Linked DNA regions of Homo sapiens: region 2 is linked to region 1. Evidence: chromatin loops called from intact Hi-C (ENCODE). Cell type or tissue: B cell. All regions are shown on one strand. Links, peaks and the distances in the headings refer to the core of each region. The heading gives the core; the rest is flanking DNA.

Region 1 (8,335 bases), core at 8-8,007:
TGATCTGCCTGCCTTGGCCTCCTGAGGTGCTGGGATTGCAGACAGAGTCTCGCTCACTCAATGCTCAATGTTGCCCAGGCTGGAGTGCAGTGGCATGATCTCGGCTCACTACAACCTCCACCTCCCAGCCGCCTGCCTTGGCCTCCCAAAGTGCTAAGATTATAGCCTCTGCCTGGCCGCCACCCCGTCTAGGAAGTGAGGAGCATCTCTGCATGGCCGCCCATCGTCTGGGATGTGAGGAGCCCCACTGCCTGGCCATCCCATCTGGGAAGTGAGGAGCGCCTCTGCCCAGCAGCCCCGTCTGGGAGGTGAGGAGCGCCTCTGCCCGGCCGCCACCCTGTCTGGGAAGTGAGGAGCGCTTCTGCCCGGCTGCCCCGTCTGGGAAGTGGGGAGCGCCTCTGCCCGGCCGCCACCCTGTCTGGGAAGTGAGGAGCGCCTCTGCCCGGCTGCCCCGTCTGGGAAGTGGGGAGCGCCTCTGCCCGGCCACCACCCTGTCTGGGAAGTGAGGAGCACCTCTGCCCAGCCGCCTCGTCTGGGAAGTGAGGAGCGCCTCTGCCTGGCCGCTGTGCAATCTTCCAAGTGTGAAGTGACAGCCTTTCTGCACGTGTACCCAACAGCTCCGAAGAGACAACGACCATCGAGAACGGGCCATGATGACGATGGTGGTTTTGTCGAATAGAAAAGGGGGAAATGTGGGGAAAAGAAAGAGAGATCAGATTGTTATTGTGTCTGTGTAGAAAGAAGTAGACATAGGAGACTCCATTTTGTTCTGTACTAAGAAAAATTCTTCTGCCTTGGGATGCTGTTAATCTATAACCTTACCCCCAACCCCGTGCTCTCTGAAACATGTGCTGTGTCAACTCAGGGTTAAATGGATTAAGGGCGGTGCAAGATGTGCTTTGTTAAACAGATGCTTGAAGGCAGCATGCTCCTTAAGAGTCATCACCACTCCCTAATCTCAAGTACCCAGGGACACAAACACTGTGGAAGGCCGCAGGGACCTCTGCCTAGGAAAACCAGAGACCTTTGTTCACGTGTTTATCTGCTGACCTTCTCTCCACTATTATCCTATGACCCTGCCACATCCCCCTCTCCAAGAAACACCCAAGAACGATCAATAAATACTAAAAAAAAAACAAAAACAAAAACCAAAAAAACAATTTTTTTAACTTAAAAAAACCTGCTGCCTAGTATACAGAAGGAGATCCATAAGCATTAGCCTTTAATACTGTCACATGTATTCTAACAAGTTCTCCCCATCCTGTATTTAGACAGTTTGTTTTTTTTTACTTTAAAGAGAACAGACGGTACAGACAGGAAACAAAGAAACCGACTGTGGTCTGCTTTTAGCCAGTGAGAGAGAAGTAAACTAAAACATATGTCTAAATGCTGATGGGCAAAGGAAGGTAGGCCTTTGGGCACTCTCTCTGGATGGTGGCCTTTATCTCTAGCCTATGCCTTCCTTATTGGGTTATACTCGTTCCTTCTCTTTAAATATCCTGCACCCTGTGTTAGGCCTTCCTGGTGGTAACTGCAGGCAGTGATCATGATAAAGTCAAGTCATCTCCTTCGAGTTTAGCATCCTCTGGTTGCCACTCTGCATTGCTTGAACATAGGCTCAGGGGACAGTACTCTGGGGTTCTGCCCCAACCACCTTAGTCTGGTTTATACTCAGCTGCCCAACAGCTGCCAAAAGCATGAGTCTCACCCCTGTGCCCTTTGTGAACTGCAGGCAAGTATTCATGTTTTCTGTAAGTCAACACCACCAGGCTTCCCTGTGATTTTGATTCTATGGGTAGATAGTGCTAATGAGTGTGAGGATTTCTGAAACTAATAGTTCATCTCCCAAATTACTAAAAAACTAAAGCATACCACACACCTACGAGAATGGCCAAAATCTAAGACACCAAATGCTGGCAAGGGCGTGGAGTGACGGGAACTCTCACTCGTTGCTGGAGGGAATGTGAAGTTGTACAGCCATTTTGGAAGACAGTTTATAGTTTCTTACAAAACCAGACATATTCTTACCATACAATTCAGCAATTGTGCTTTTTGGCATGTACCCAAATGAACTGAAAACTCATATCCATACAAAACCCTGCACATGGACATTTATAGCAACTGTATAATTACCCAAACGTGGAAGCCACCAAGATGTCCCTCAGTAAGTGAATGGATAAACTGTGGTAAATCTAGACAATGGAATGTTATTCAGCACTAAAAAGAAATTAGCTATCAAGCCATGAAAAAAACAGAGAAGAACCTTAAATGCACATTACTGAGTGAAAGCCAGTCTGAAAAGGCCACATGCTCTATGGTTCCAACTATGTGACCTTCTGGAAAAGGCAAAACTATGGAGACAGTGGTTGCCAGTGGGGTGGGAGGAGGAGAGATGAACAGGAGGAACCTAGGGGAGTTTTAGGGCAATGAAACTATTCTGTACATTACTCTGAAGGAGGATTCACATCATTATACATCTGTTCAAACCCATAGAATGTGTAACAGCAGAGTGACTCTTAATGTAAACTATGGACTTTGGGTCAAAATGCCGTGTCAGTGTGGGTTCATCAATTGTATCACATGAACTGCTGTAGTGGGGAATGCTGTTAGCAGGTGAGGTTGTGAGTATGTAGGATCAGGGGCTATATGGGAATTCTCTACCTTTCATTCAATTTTGCTATGAGTCTAAAACTGCTCTATAAATAAAGTTTATTAATTAAAAACAAACCCACAAATACCTAAAGCATATGTTGACCAGCTCCCTTTCCCTCCACAGAGCTAGGATGCCTCATTCCCCAGTGCTTCCCCTGTCCTGGAAGTGCAGTGATGAGAACTGGTTTCAAAAAAAAAAAAAAAGAGGAGAGGGGAGGAGAGATGGGAAGGGGAGGAGAGGGGAGGGATGGGGGGAGGGGGAAGGAAGGAGAGAGGAGGGAGGGGGAGGAGAAAGGAGAGGAGGGGAGGGAAAGGGGGGAGGGAAGAGAGAAAGGAAAAAGCGAGAAAAGACCATACTGCAATTTGAAGGTTAAGTTCCATGTGCCTGAATCCAGAGGAGCGTGCATCAGGTTTTGCAGGAACCCTGTACTTGGTTCCGGTTCTGACTATGCCACAAACCAGTTACGTGACCTTGGGCAAGTCCCTTTTTCATCAGTTTCCTCATCTCTAAACTAAGCGAGTTGTGATAAAATCCCTTCCCTCCTCCATCTGGCTGTGATTCAGCCTCCTAACAACAGAATGGGTGTGGGCGAACCTGCTCTTGGCCAGCAGGTGGCAGCACTGGCTCCTTACTGTGGCTGCAGCCAAACGAACCATTCCTGGTCACGCTCTGGAGGCTTTTGTCTTCAGACCTGCAGCCTCAGCACTTAGCACCACTGCGGCGCCCCTCGTTACCTACAGGAAGCTTCCAGCATGACATCCTCGGGGCATCCTGGATAGAATTATTTTTAGGAGAAGGCAGACATAAATAATCCACGAAGGCTTCAGGAACAGGAATGAAAAAGTGATGATCTTTTTAAAATATTTATTTCTGTCACAACCCCCATGCCTGTCAACTCAAGGGTAAAGGTATTGTTCTCATTCTCTATTTCTCGCACTAAGACCAGTGTGCCTGCACAAACAGTAAGTCTTCAGAAAGTGTAAATTAATAAGTTCATTAAATAATATTTTCTTTTCTTTTTGAGATGGAGTTTCGCTCTTTTTGCCCAGGCTGGAGTGCAATGGTGTGATCTCGGCTCACCACAACCTCTGCATCCCAGGTTCAAATGATTCTCCTGCCTTAGCCTCCTGAGTAGCTGGGATTACAGGCGTGTGCCACCACGCCCAGTTAATTTTTGTATTTTTAGTAGAGACAGTGTTTCACCGTGTTGGCCAGGCTGGTCTCCAACTCCTGACCGCAGGTAATCCGCCCGCCTTGGCCTCCCAAAGTGTTAGGATTACAGGCATAAGCCACTGCACCTGGCCAATAATATTTTCATTTGATCATTTCAAGCTAATTCTTACAGACTACCTTAGAAGTAGAAACCTAATATTTATTGAATGAGTAAACAATATGGAGGTAAACAAAAATTACTTAACATCAACTATACTAATCAGGCTCTGCACTAGGGTTACAATGAGAAGTAAGAAACACTCTGCATGGTGGTTACCGATGTGGGCCTGGGACCACACTGGACTGGATCCAGTTGCTACTTCTTTGTGTCCTTGGGTAAGTTATTTAACCTGTTTGTGCTTTCTTTCCCTTGTTTGTAAAATGGGGATAATAACAGTATCCACCTCATAAGGTTGTTGTGGGTTAAGGGTGATAAGGTTTGGCTCTGTGTCCCCACCCAACTCTCATCTCGAGTTGTGATCCTCAGTGTTGGAGAAGAGGCCGGTGAGAGGTGATTGGATCATGGGGGCAGGTTTCCCCCATGCTGTTCTCATGGTAGTGAGTTCTCACGAGATCTGATGGTTTAAAAATGTTTGGCACTTCCACCCTCACTCTCTCTCTCCTGGTCTTCCATGGTAAGAAGGTACTTGCTTCTCCTTCGACCATTGTAAGTTTCCTGAGGCCTCCCAGTCACGCTTCCTATTAACCCTGTGGAATTGTGAGTCAATTAAACCTCTTTTGTTCTGAAATTACCTCGTCTCAGGTAGTTTTTAATAGCAGTGTGAGAATGGATTAATACAACAGGTAAAGCACTCAGAATTCCGCTGGGGGAACAGATCATTAAAACGCATAGCTATGAAGGGGCCCGGCATGCACCCTATCCTGGCTTTAGAAGGCTGGAGAAAGCTTCCTGAGAGAGGAAACAGGACTCAGCCAGGTGAAGAGCTTTACAGATTTGGGACACAGCGTTTGGTGCTGGAGGAGTTTTGGAGCCTGGGTCCTCCCACTTGGTCTGGCTGGAGTTCTCCTCAGCAGGGTGACATGTGTGTGATGACTAGAGGGCGGGCAGGAGCTGCATGCCCTCAGGCCTTATGGGGCAGGTGGTAGAGTTTGAGACCTTATCCTGCCAGCAGTAGGAGGCACTGAATGACTTTCCCAAGGAAGTGCATGGACCATATTTCCGTTTTAGAAAGACCATCACTCTTGGCCAGGCATGGTGACTCACATGTATAACCCCAGCATTTGGGAGGCTGAGGCAGAAGGATTGCTTGAGTCCAGGAGTTAGTGACCAGTGTGGACAACATAGTGAGGCCCCATCTCTTTCATTAAAAAAAAAAAGTAGGGTCGGGTGTGGTGGCTTACGCCTGTAATCCCAGTACTTTGGGAGCCGAGGCAGGTGGATCACTTGAGGTCAGGAGTTCAAGACCAGCCTGGCCTACATTGTGAAACCGTCTCTACTAAAAATACAAAAAAAAAAAATTAGCCGGCTGTGGTGACACACACCTGTTATCCCAGCTACTTGGGAGCCAGAATTACTTGAACCCGGGAGGCCGAGGTTGCAGTGAGCTGAGATTGTGCCACTGCCCTCCTGCCTGGGCGACGGAGCGAGACTTTGTCAAAAAAAAAAAAAAAAAGAAAAGTAGAAGGACCACCATTCTTTATCCAGAATGGGTTAGAAGACAGCTGAGTCAAGATGAAGACTGGGAGATAGTTGCTGTTGCAAGCTTGGAATTAGGGTGGCCTGCAAGAAAGAAGTATCAGTGGAGACAGAGATGAAGGCGTTGATTTGACAGATAATGGAGGAAGAACATATTGAAATCAGAGGTGGACTTTTTAAGGAGGATGCTCAAAATTAACAAACACATTCAGAGAGGCTAAGTAAACTAAGGACTGAACAATTTCAAGCATTTGCATGGTTCTCGTTACTTGCTAAATGGACTGTTATGTTTGTCCCTCCTGCTGCACTCCGAACCCCAACCTTTCCCCGGTTGTCCGCTCATGACGTTTCCTATCTGTTAATGGTACCAGCCCCTGCGGTCAAGACTCCTCCAATCCCAGAGCCAGTCATATTTTGCCAATGCTCTTGAACATCTTCCTACATATTTCTTACACCCCTCCTATCCTCTTATTCCCATTGCTGCTGAAAAACCATTTCCTTCATCTCTGACTGAGCTCTGGAATGGCCACATAATTAAGTGGCCTCCTGATTTCAAATTTCCATCTGATTTCAGATTTTCAGCCATTGGTAGGATAAGCTTGCTAAAATACCAATCCCCATTTATCACTCTACTTCAAATCTGGCCTTCAGGATACATACTGATTTCTTAGCCTGGAAGGTGGGCTTTTAAGGTCTGGCTCAACCCAAATCCCCATACTGCAACCACATTGGCCCCACTCTCCTACCCTGAACCCTTGTGACTCGTTGCTCCAGCTGGAATGTCTGTGCCAGAGTCTTTCACATGCTTCTGCCTCAAAGCGCCTGCTTCTGACTGCTATGGGTTGGGTTTATCAGTTGGTCCCTGTTTTTCCCCCAGGCTCTTCCAGGACTGCTGCTGTTTGGGGCTGTCTCCTCTTTGAGCTCATCAATGGCAGGGATTCTGTTGCTCTTATCTTTATTTCTAATTTATTTTTAGTTTTTGGAGACAGGGTCTCGTTTTGTCTGAAGTGCAGCGGCACAATGATTATAGCTTACTGCAGCCTTGACCTCCCAGGCTCAAGTGATCCTCCCATCTTACCCTCCCGCCCTTGCCCCCAGCCCCCACCACCCACTATCCCTGAGTAGCTGGGGCTAATTTTTAAATTCTTTCTAGAGATAGAGGCCTCATTATGTAGCCCAGGTTGGTCTCAAACTCCTGGGCTCAAGCAATCCTCCCACTTCGGCTTCTCAAAGTGCTGGGATTACAGGCGTGAGCCATCACGCCCAGCCAGCCCTCATCTTTATATCCCAGAACTTGGCATAAGGTCAAAGCTTAGAAGACCTTCAGCAAGCTCTATCTTGTTCTCAGATGCATTGTAGCACTTTGCAATGTGTGGGACATCATAGGCTATAAATTATATTGAGTGAGTAAAGAGTGTATGCTGTCTATCCACGAGAAAGTGTCAGCCACCAGACCACTGCTGTGGGGGGTACCCCCATCCCCACCATGAAAAAAAAAAGGCTATGGAGGATTCTGAGCTTGTGTGCATATAACCTGACACAACTATCTAAAACGTTGCCAACCCCTGTGTGGTCTGCACCAGTGTCATCCAATAGAACTTTCTGCAATGAAGGAAATGTTCTGTATCTGCACTGATCAATATGGTAGTCACAAGACACACATGTAGCCACTGAACACTTGCAGTATGGTAATGTGACTAGAGATATAAATTTTAAATGTTATTAATTTTAATTAAGTTTAGCTGGGTGCGGTGGCTCATGCCTGTAATCCCAGCACTTTTTTTTTTTTTTTTTTTTTTTGAGATGGGGTCTCTCTCAGTCACCCAGGCTTCAGTGCAGTGGCACAATCACGGCTCACTATAGCCTCCGCTTCCTGGGCTGAAGCAGCCCCCCCACCTGAGCATCCTGAGCAGTTGGGACTACAGGCATGTGCCACCACACCCGGCTATTTTTTTATGTATTTTTTTTTGTAGAGACAGGGTATCACTGTGGCAAGCCAGGTCTCACTAACGCAGGCCTCCATTACAACTGTCCCAGCTCTGACTGAGTAGCTAGGTTAAACATTAAAGCTGATTGAGCCAGTGCCCTTATACAAAGGGCGGAATGTAACAAAGAGCCCACCAAGAGTTGTGCCTAGGCTTTTCCTGGGCCTTGAAGCATGACAAGATAATGAAGGAATTCTTAACAGGACCCTTTTACGATTAAACAAGTTTTATTGGGGGTCTGAAGAAACTCCCCAGGCCTCCACAAACAAGTTTACTGGGATCTAAAGGAACTCCCCAAACCTTTATGATTTAACAGGAGACAAGATAAGGGTAATCACCCCAGCACCTACACCTATTTACATTAAGTAAATTTACTGAGGCTCCAGAAGAAGGTCTTCAGGACTCAGACCTTAGTCATAGATTAAAAGAAGTTAATCACTTATGTCTTTAGATTAATGCACACTTACACACAGACATATAGCTTGAAGGTATATACACTCTGAAAAACTTCGTAATTTTGAGTTGTTCTGGCAATAATTTCCAGGCCTTCTCCCTGTAACTGGTTACAGAAATAAAAACTCTCTTCCTCCCCAGTTCATCTGCATCTCATTATTGGGCTGCGAGACATAGCAGCCTGACCCTCAGTTTGGTTTGAGAACATCACCATGTTGCCAAGGCTAATCCCAGCACTTTAGGACATTGAGGCAGGAGGACTGATTGAGCCCAGAAGCTCAAGACCAGCCTGGGCAACAGAGCAAGATCCAGTCTCTACAAAAAATTAATTAAAAAAAAATTAGTCAGGTGTGGTGGCATGCATCTGTAGTCCCA
Region 2 (8,335 bases), core at 308-8,307, 49 kb after region 1:
ACTGCAACCTCCACCTTCTGGGTTCAAGTGATTCTCTGGCCTCAGCCTCCTGAATAGCTGGGACCACAGGGGCGTGCCACCATGCCTAGATAATTTTTCTATTTTTTTTAAGTAGAGACAGGGTTTTACCATGTTGGTCAGGCTGGTCTTGAACTCCTGACCTCAAGTGATCCACCTGCCTTGGCCTCCCAAAGTGCTGGGACTAAAGGTGTGAGCCACCTCACCCAACCTCTAAAAACCTTATCTTTTTAACACACCTTGTTAAGGTTTTCCTTGAAACTGAAAAAGGCTTTTGTTTTGAATTTTTTTAAGCACTTTGATGTTACCACTATAAACTCCTGCTTAAAAGAGTACAATCAAGCAATTTATTTAAACAGCGTTCTGACCTATCTCTTGTTCTTTGTTGGTACACAGCAAGAGTCTGATACTGTAATATCTCCTAATAAGCATAAATATGACCTTTTAAAACATACTAGAAGAGAGGAACAAAAGAGAACACTAAATACAAATTCAGGGTAGTAGTTACAACTGGGACAGGGTGGAGGAGGCAGGATGTGAAAGGTACACACTATTGGTAATGTTTTATTTCCTAGGCTGGTCATGAGTACATGGGTGCCCATTTTAATACTGATAGTGTAAACTGTACACACATACACTCTTTGGTATATATTTTACTTTTTACAATAAAAATTTTTAAAAAGACAGACACAGGAAGACATTAGTAAAGCAATAAAAGATTTACTTTTTAAGTTTCAGAATGCTCCAGTGAAAATTCCACACGATTCCCTCACAGTGTCTACTATGACTTCTACAATCAGGCTGGATAAAGTAAAGCTGACTCAATGACGTGTGCTGGTGGAGATAACACAGGCACAGAGCTGCCTTGCTGCCACTGTGGGGTCAGACTCAAATCTCTCCTGGGAACAGGGCCACCCTGCAGCTGAAGTGGGCTCTTTCCTCCCGCGAATCAGGGCTGCTATTGTGGACCTCTCTTGGCTGGATGGCACAAAGTAGGGGAAGGCTGCAAAAGTATCCTCCATTCAACAAGCCCTAAGTATTAATAAACTAAGCTTTTCATTAGTCAGGAACACACTCTTCTGCACTCTTTGTCTAAAGTTATGCTTCAGGCCTTAATCTCAAGGGACTTCCTCCTAGCGTCTGCCCCACACTCCCCACCCTGTGCTCCCCGACATCCTGTCCTTTCCTTGTAAATGCTCTCCTCACACCCCACTTAAATGACCGGCTGTCTGCACCCCCAAGAGGGCAAAGGGCTGTGTCTACCTTGTTTACCATTATACCCTCATTACCTGACAAATGCCTGGCCCTTTCACAATGTGTTCAAGAAACATTTGTTTGAATGTCAGGAAAAATGAATGAATCAGTGAATCAATGAATGAATAAATAAAGAATACAATATATCAAACTAAATTCAGATAAGCTCAGCCATAAAAATCAACTTGCTCTACAACAAATGGCTTCAGCATAATGCCCAACACAAAAAGTGTCTGCAGAGATAATTCAGGATCAACTTTGAATGCTGACACTACCTTGGAGGATGCTTAGATATGTTTCCTCCAAGAATCATCTTTCTGTGTGAGAGAATCACCCCAAAGGAGACTCACCTTTTGAAATATTTGATTACCAAAAAAAAAAAAAAAAAAAAAAAAATCTGGCCAGACAAGGTGGCTCATGCCTGTAATCCCAGCATTTTGGGAGGCTGAGGCAGGAGGATGGCTTGAGCCCTGGAGTTTCAAGACCAGCCCTCGTCTTGACAAAAAAATATTAGCTGGGCATAGTGGCTCAAACCTGTGATCTCAGCTACTCAGGGGGCTGAGATAGGAGGACTGCCTGGGCCTGGGAGGTTGAGGCTGCAGTGAACTGTGATTGTGCCACTACACTCCAGCCTGTGTGACAGAGTGAGACTGTAAAAAAAAAAAATCCATGTACTTTTACTAACACACAAGATTACCAAATCCCTCTCGGAGTCAATTCCTTCCGCTCATGATCGATGTCCAGCTGGCCACATATCTATCCTTAACCTTTTTTGTACCAACAAAGATCTTTCTGTTTCTCAAATGAGAAATGCTCAAAGGGTCCTGAATCAGGCCAGTCACTGAACTAATCACTTGACTCTAAAGCCCTGGGATTTCTTCTTGCCCTCCTCTATATATGTACTGTTCATCTCTCTCTCTCTCCTGCAAATGGTCTCCTTTCTTCAATCAACCATTCATTCTTTCAAACACACACTGAGACTCAGCCTCTAAATGTACTGGACAGCCTAGTGGAGACAAATAAACAAACATCTACAGTGCGGCTGCAGAAGCACCGTGGCTGGCCCCTGGGATGCACAAAGTGCTATTAGGAGACTTTCCACAGCGCAGGGCTTCCATTAAATACTAAAGGCTCAAAACATGAAGCAGGCAACACAAATGCCCCAGTTGCAGTTAGTTTGAATTGTATCATCTGCATAAAGCATCCAAACATTTCTTGGTTCTTAGCAAGCAGATGAAAATAAGGAACTTTTGGTAGGAAAAATCAGATTTTACTTCTGCTAGAGTACAGGGGACTAAAATGCTTAACATAAAGAACATGTTGAAAGCTCTGGAGGCATATCTGATAGATAAGAAAATAACACTCTCACATATTTTACACTTCCCAGGTGCTGAAATGGCATATTAAAATTGCTCTTCAGGAAAAAGACCACTGTACCTTAAACTTATCTTTCTGGGCTCTCAAATCTTATCAGGTTTATAGTATGTTTGAAGATATGTGAACCAAAATTTAACTGAAACCAGAAAAGCCAATACAATTATTACTAGAAGGACAGAACAAGAGATTGGAAAGAATACGCCTACGGTCGATGGCAATAAGAATATATTCCTCTCCTCCAAAATACAGCAAAAAATTTTTAAAAATTTAAAAATACTGATGCCTACTGAAACTACTGAAAAATACTAAATTACTCTATATGATATTATAATAATAGATATATGTCATTGTACATCTGTTGAAACCCATACAACGTACAACAGAAAGAAGGAACCCTAACGTAAATATAATGGTCTTTGGGTGATAATGATGTGTTACTGTAGGTTCACCAACTGTAACAATGTATCACTCTGGTGGGGGATACCAATAATAGGAGAGGCCATGGAGGAGACAGATGGGAAATCTGTACCTTCTGCTCTATTTTGCTGTAAACCATAACTGCTCTAAACAGTCTAACTCTTAAAAGAATACTAATGCCTGGGTCCCACCCCTACCTCCAGGAATTCTGATTTAATTGGTAAGGGGTATGGCCTGGGTATCAGGATTTTTAAAAGGCCCCCAGGTGATTTGAAACATGTAATTACTACCCAGCATACAAATGAGATGTTGGGACTTCACTTACGATGCTATTATACAATAAGACCATGCCTGAAGCAGACGAGCCACACCTTGCCTGGCATTTGATTGACTGTAGGTATAGGTATGTTCACTTGTAAAATACATTATTAGTGCACATGCATGAACCTGAACTTTTCAAAATACCAGGGCAGTGCTCTACTCAGCTTCTTAATCAATAACACACTTGTATAAGTTTACATGTCGGCAGAGAAATTACAAAAATCTACTTTATTCTGAAGACTGCACTGGCAGCCTGAGTTAACAGGACATTGGTGTCCAAAGTCCACGAATTATTCATATAACCACCCACAAGTGTGTGTGCTATTTTTTATTGTGATTTTAATGGTTTAAAATGTACTTTGGAAACAAATGAAATACGCACTAAGCATTTGGAAGCTCTAAAATGCAGCTGTGCCAGGTGCAGTGGCTCACGCCTATAATCCCAGCACTTTGGGAGGCTGAGGTGGGTGGATCGCTTGAGCTCAGGAGTTCAAGACCAGCCTGGGCAACATGGTGAAACCCCATCTCTACCAAAAATAAAAAAAATTAGCTGAGCCTCATGGCGCACACCTGTAATCTCAGCTACTTGGGAGGCTGAGCGGGGAGGATTGCTTGAGCCCAGGAGGCAGAGGTTGCAGCGAACGGAGATCACGCCACTGCACTCCAGCCTGGGCAACAGAGTGAGACTGTCTCAAATAAATAAATAAATAAACTCCAGCTGCTAGAATCTAATGAAGAGAGCTTGAAAATCACTGTTCTGCTTGGTTTTAAGAAATTCAAAGGCCAGGCGCAGTGGCTCACACCTGTAATCCCAACACTTTGGGAAGCTGAGGCAGGTGGATCACCTGAGGTCAGGAGTTCGAGACCAACCTGGCCAACATGGTGAAATCCCATCTCTACTAAAAATACGAAAATTAGCCCGGCGTGATGGCGGGCACCTGTAATCCCAGCTACCTGGGAGACTGAGGTAGGAGAATCGCTTAAACCTGGGAGGCGGAGGTTGCAGTGAGCCGAGATCGCACCGCTGCACTCCATCCAGCCTGGGTGACAGAGCGAGACTCCGTCTCAAAAAAAAAAAAAGAAATTCAAGTTTACTTCAGGGTGTAAAACCAGTCTGCTGCAGCTGGACAAACGGCCTAACCACAAACCAATCACCCAGGGGAGGGTAAATTAAATGGAGAAAGAAATACTTCGCCTTTTTTACAGCCATGGGTACTTTCGAGATATGTTTACTGTCGAGTTATCCTTTGGACACGTTTTTAATGAGATCTGAATTCAATGCTGATTTGTCCATGACAATTTCTTATTGAAAACACATTTAAAAGCTCCTCCATTGCTTCATAAAGTCCATCATTCTCAGCATGGCACACTAGGCTTTTCAAAGTAACCCTCCTTTTCCTGCTTTACATTTGGCAAAGGCTGTTGGTGGCGAGCTGGTATCAGCTTGCTCTCACTTCCTTCAACATGCCACGCAGCCAGCTTACCTCAGGGCTATACTCACACAGCTTGGAACAAGGCCCACCTCTGAAAGCTTACAGAATTTCAAGACTCCACCTGAACGTGACTTTGGTAAAGCCCTCCCTGATCTTACCACCTTTTCTTCTGCCACACTCTTCAGTAATTCTCACACGACTCTATGGCTGTAGTCTACCGAAGACACACCTTTCAGTGAAAAGCACAATCTCCCTTGCAATTAACTTCAGCTCCCCTGTTAGACTCACAACTCCTTGAGCCATGGAACTACACCTTACTTGGCTTCAGTGTGCCTAGCACCTACTACACTTCCTGGTGGTCAGAGAGCTCTCAAAGAACACTTCAAAAGGAGTGAACAGATAACACTAAATTTTTTGGATTCCTGTAAAGTGAAGTTATGATTAATGAAACATATAAGCACTATTTTTTTTCCTAAAATAAGGAAACCAACCTGCCCTTAAATGGATGCCTGACCCCAGTCAAGCTCTCTCTGGCTCCTAGAAAAATCTGGCAAAAGAGTATTGATTAATCAGCACTGATTCATCACTGCCAGAAAGAGTTCAAAGTGTAAACACTCACCCTTGAACAGAAAGTAAAATATGAGGGAGGAATGGAAACATCTGCCCCTGCTTCCTATTGAGATGCTGGCTTTATCAGAATTTTTAAAAGACAGTATCAACTGAACAATTCATTTATTGAATATATAATAAGTCCTAAGTTCTGAGTGGGATGAGTCTCATTAGATACTGTACATGGAAATATACACAAGAATGTGTACAACAAACTTTGTGTCCTACAGTGTGCAGGGTATGGCACAGTGCAGGGCATGGGAAAATGGCCCTCCAAGCAGGGAGTCAGCACTGCCTGGTCTGTATCTTATTGTTATTTATGCCACCTTATCTTCCCTAAGGTAAGTTCCTACTAAACCATCCCCCTGAAGTAGCAAATAGACTATATGTAGCTAATTAAAGTCAAAATTTGAAAAATGAAGAGGTCAGGGAATATTTTATGAAAGATGCACTTGAATTTTATCTGGTATACTGAGAAGACTCAAAATAGATTGAAAGGGCATTTTGCAGAGACAGAAAAACATGAGATGATGTTTAAAGATGAATTATGAAGATGAATTTGGCTGGAATAGAGGAAAAGTTTTAAGATGAAAAGGTAGTCTGAATTCAGATGAGCTGGAACTTGATCCTGTAGGAAGTGGGCATCACGGAGGATTCTTAAGCAGGCTTGATATAGTAACAGTGGACTTTTTGGTTGAGTTGTAAAGATACACAAAAAAGGGAGGAAAAGAAGAGACATTTGGAATAATTACTGGAAAATTTATTGGAATAATTTTTTCCCCAAAGGATTTTTGTTAGTTTCATTCTGCCTCCAATACTGGAAAAATAGAAAAATTTCCATGAGTGACTCATCTCTAAATCTTTCAAAAACAATACTACTAACAAATGAAATTATTTTTACATGTATAAACCTGCAAATTGACTTTAGATATGTGAGGGATATTTTTAAAAACTAAGTATTGCATACATTTAATTTCTTTTCTTTTTTTTTTTTTTTTGAGATGGAGTCTCGTCCTGTCGCCCAGGCTGGAGTGCAATGGTGCCATCTCGGCTCACTGCAACCTCTGCCTCCTAGGTTCAAGCGATTCTCCTGCCTCAGCCTCCTGAGTAGCTGGGATTACAGGCGCGAGCCACCACGCCCGGCTAATTTTTTGTATCTTTAGTAGAGATGGGGTTTCACCATGTTGGCCAGGATGGTCTCGAACTCCTGACCTCAAGTGATCCGCCCACCTCAGCCTCCCAAAGTGCTGGGATTACAGACGTGAGCCACCGCGCCCGGCGCATACATTTAATTTCTGATAGTAAGTAATTCTACATGATTATATCTGTCAAATGACTACTCCATGTTCCTTGAAGTTATTTTTTTAAACATCACAACCATTTTGATGGGACTCTTACTAAAATGTATTATTTTCCTTCTGTCTTCATAAAAAGATAATATGGTGAGTGAAAGTTTAAGGAGAAACATGATAGTTGCCTAGTTTCAAAGAATTACCCATAAGATAGTTATTAATTACAAAGGGGAAAAAAATAGTTACTTTAGAGTGGAGAAACATGGCAGACAACACCTTAACCAAGGATCAAAGTCAACATCACCAGCAGTGGAACAAATAAGCAGCACCTTTCTCCTTAGATCAGGTACTGAGAAGAACAGAACATTACTTCCGTGGTGTTCCTGCCAAATATGGATAGCCTAAATCATCAGACACACTTGAATGAGGGGCAATCTACTATGTAACTGGCTTATATAATATACATTAAAAATATTAATGTAAAACTTTAAAGAAAATGACTCAGGAAATGCTGCAGACTAAAGGTGATGAAAGAGACATGATGGCTAAGTGAATCACATGATTCTGGATTTTCTTCTGCTCTAATGGACATTATTGGATCAACGGGCATCATCCAAATAAACTCTATATATTAGATAACAGTACTGTTACTGTTTCAATATTCATTTCCTAATTTTGATAATTACACTGTGGTTATATAACATGATGTCCTTAGTCTTCAGGAAATACATGTTAAATTATTTATAAATAAAGGAACGGCATTTTTACTGCTTCCATGTGGTACAGAAACACATATACAAGGTGGGAGGGGGAGGAAGGGGAGAGAAAGATTTAAGCAAATGTAATAAAATGTTAACATCTGAAAAACCTGGGTGGGCCAGGCACGGTGGCTCACGCCTTTAATCCCAGCATTTTGGGAGGCTGAGGCAGGCGGATTACCTGAGGTCAGGAGTTAGAGACCAGCCTAACCAATATGATGAAACCCTGTCTCTACTAAAAATACAAAAATTAGCTGGGCGTTGGTAGCATGCACCTGTAATCCCAGCTACTTGGGAGGCTGAGACAGGAGAATTGCTTGAACCCTGGAGGCGGAGGTTGCAATGAGCTGAGATCGCGGCATTGCACTCCAGCCTGGGCAACGAGAGCAAAACTCCGTCTCAAAAAAGAAAAGAAAAGAAAAGAAAAGGAAAAAGAAAAGAAAAGAAAAACCTGGGTGAAGGATAGATGGTATTCTTTGTGTTCTATCTGAAACTTTCTGTAAATGAGAAATTATATCAAAATAAAACTGCAAAAGAAAGAACTACAGTATTCCATTTAACCTTTATTTGGTAGCTCAGAACTTGTGTGGACATTAGGAACATAATGTAACTTAGTGTGCCCTCTGGGGCCACTCAGGTATGTCGGACTATTTGCTCCTAGCCAGATGTCTCCAGCCATGATTATTTTTGAACTTTTGTAAATGCTTTTAACATTCTTACTGTCTACTCCATGCAGATCAGGCCAGCTGTGGCCACTGCTGATTGCAGCTTGCCTCCAGTAGTAGCCTCTATTTCACCTCTAATTAATTGTTCTACTATAGGCTTGAAAACTCATCTAGTTCACGTTCATTTTATA

What was found. A loop is a pair of places that touch in the nucleus more often than their neighbours do. Peaks named below come from ENCODE experiments on the same cell type or tissue, not always from the same donor. Only the 100,000 strongest peaks of a DNase experiment are listed, where the experiment ranks them.
Region 2: a loop joins it to region 1, with 5 times the contacts of the local background. A loop is called at or near these places in 9 of 110 quality-filtered maps.

What each region holds. Positions count from the first base shown.
Region 1 is chr1:167,798,450-167,806,784 of GRCh38, reverse strand. No RefSeq gene overlaps it. Among named protein-coding and RNA genes, the nearest start is that of MPZL1, 81 kb to the right of the region's middle. In B cell, for the core only: CTCF peaks have their summits at 3,056 and 3,268 (motif pointing right); DNase peaks (open chromatin) are centred at 1,444 and 3,274.
Region 2 is chr1:167,749,763-167,758,097 of GRCh38, reverse strand. The region is part of intron 1 of MPZL1 (myelin protein zero like 1); the gene reads right to left. Among named protein-coding and RNA genes, the nearest start is that of MPZL1, 32 kb to the right of the region's middle. RefSeq lists an enhancer at 4,897-5,016. In B cell, for the core only: no CTCF peak of the experiment used is centred there; a DNase peak (open chromatin) is centred at 4,727; H3K4me3 peaks cover 1,317 bases; H3K27ac peaks cover 1,992 bases.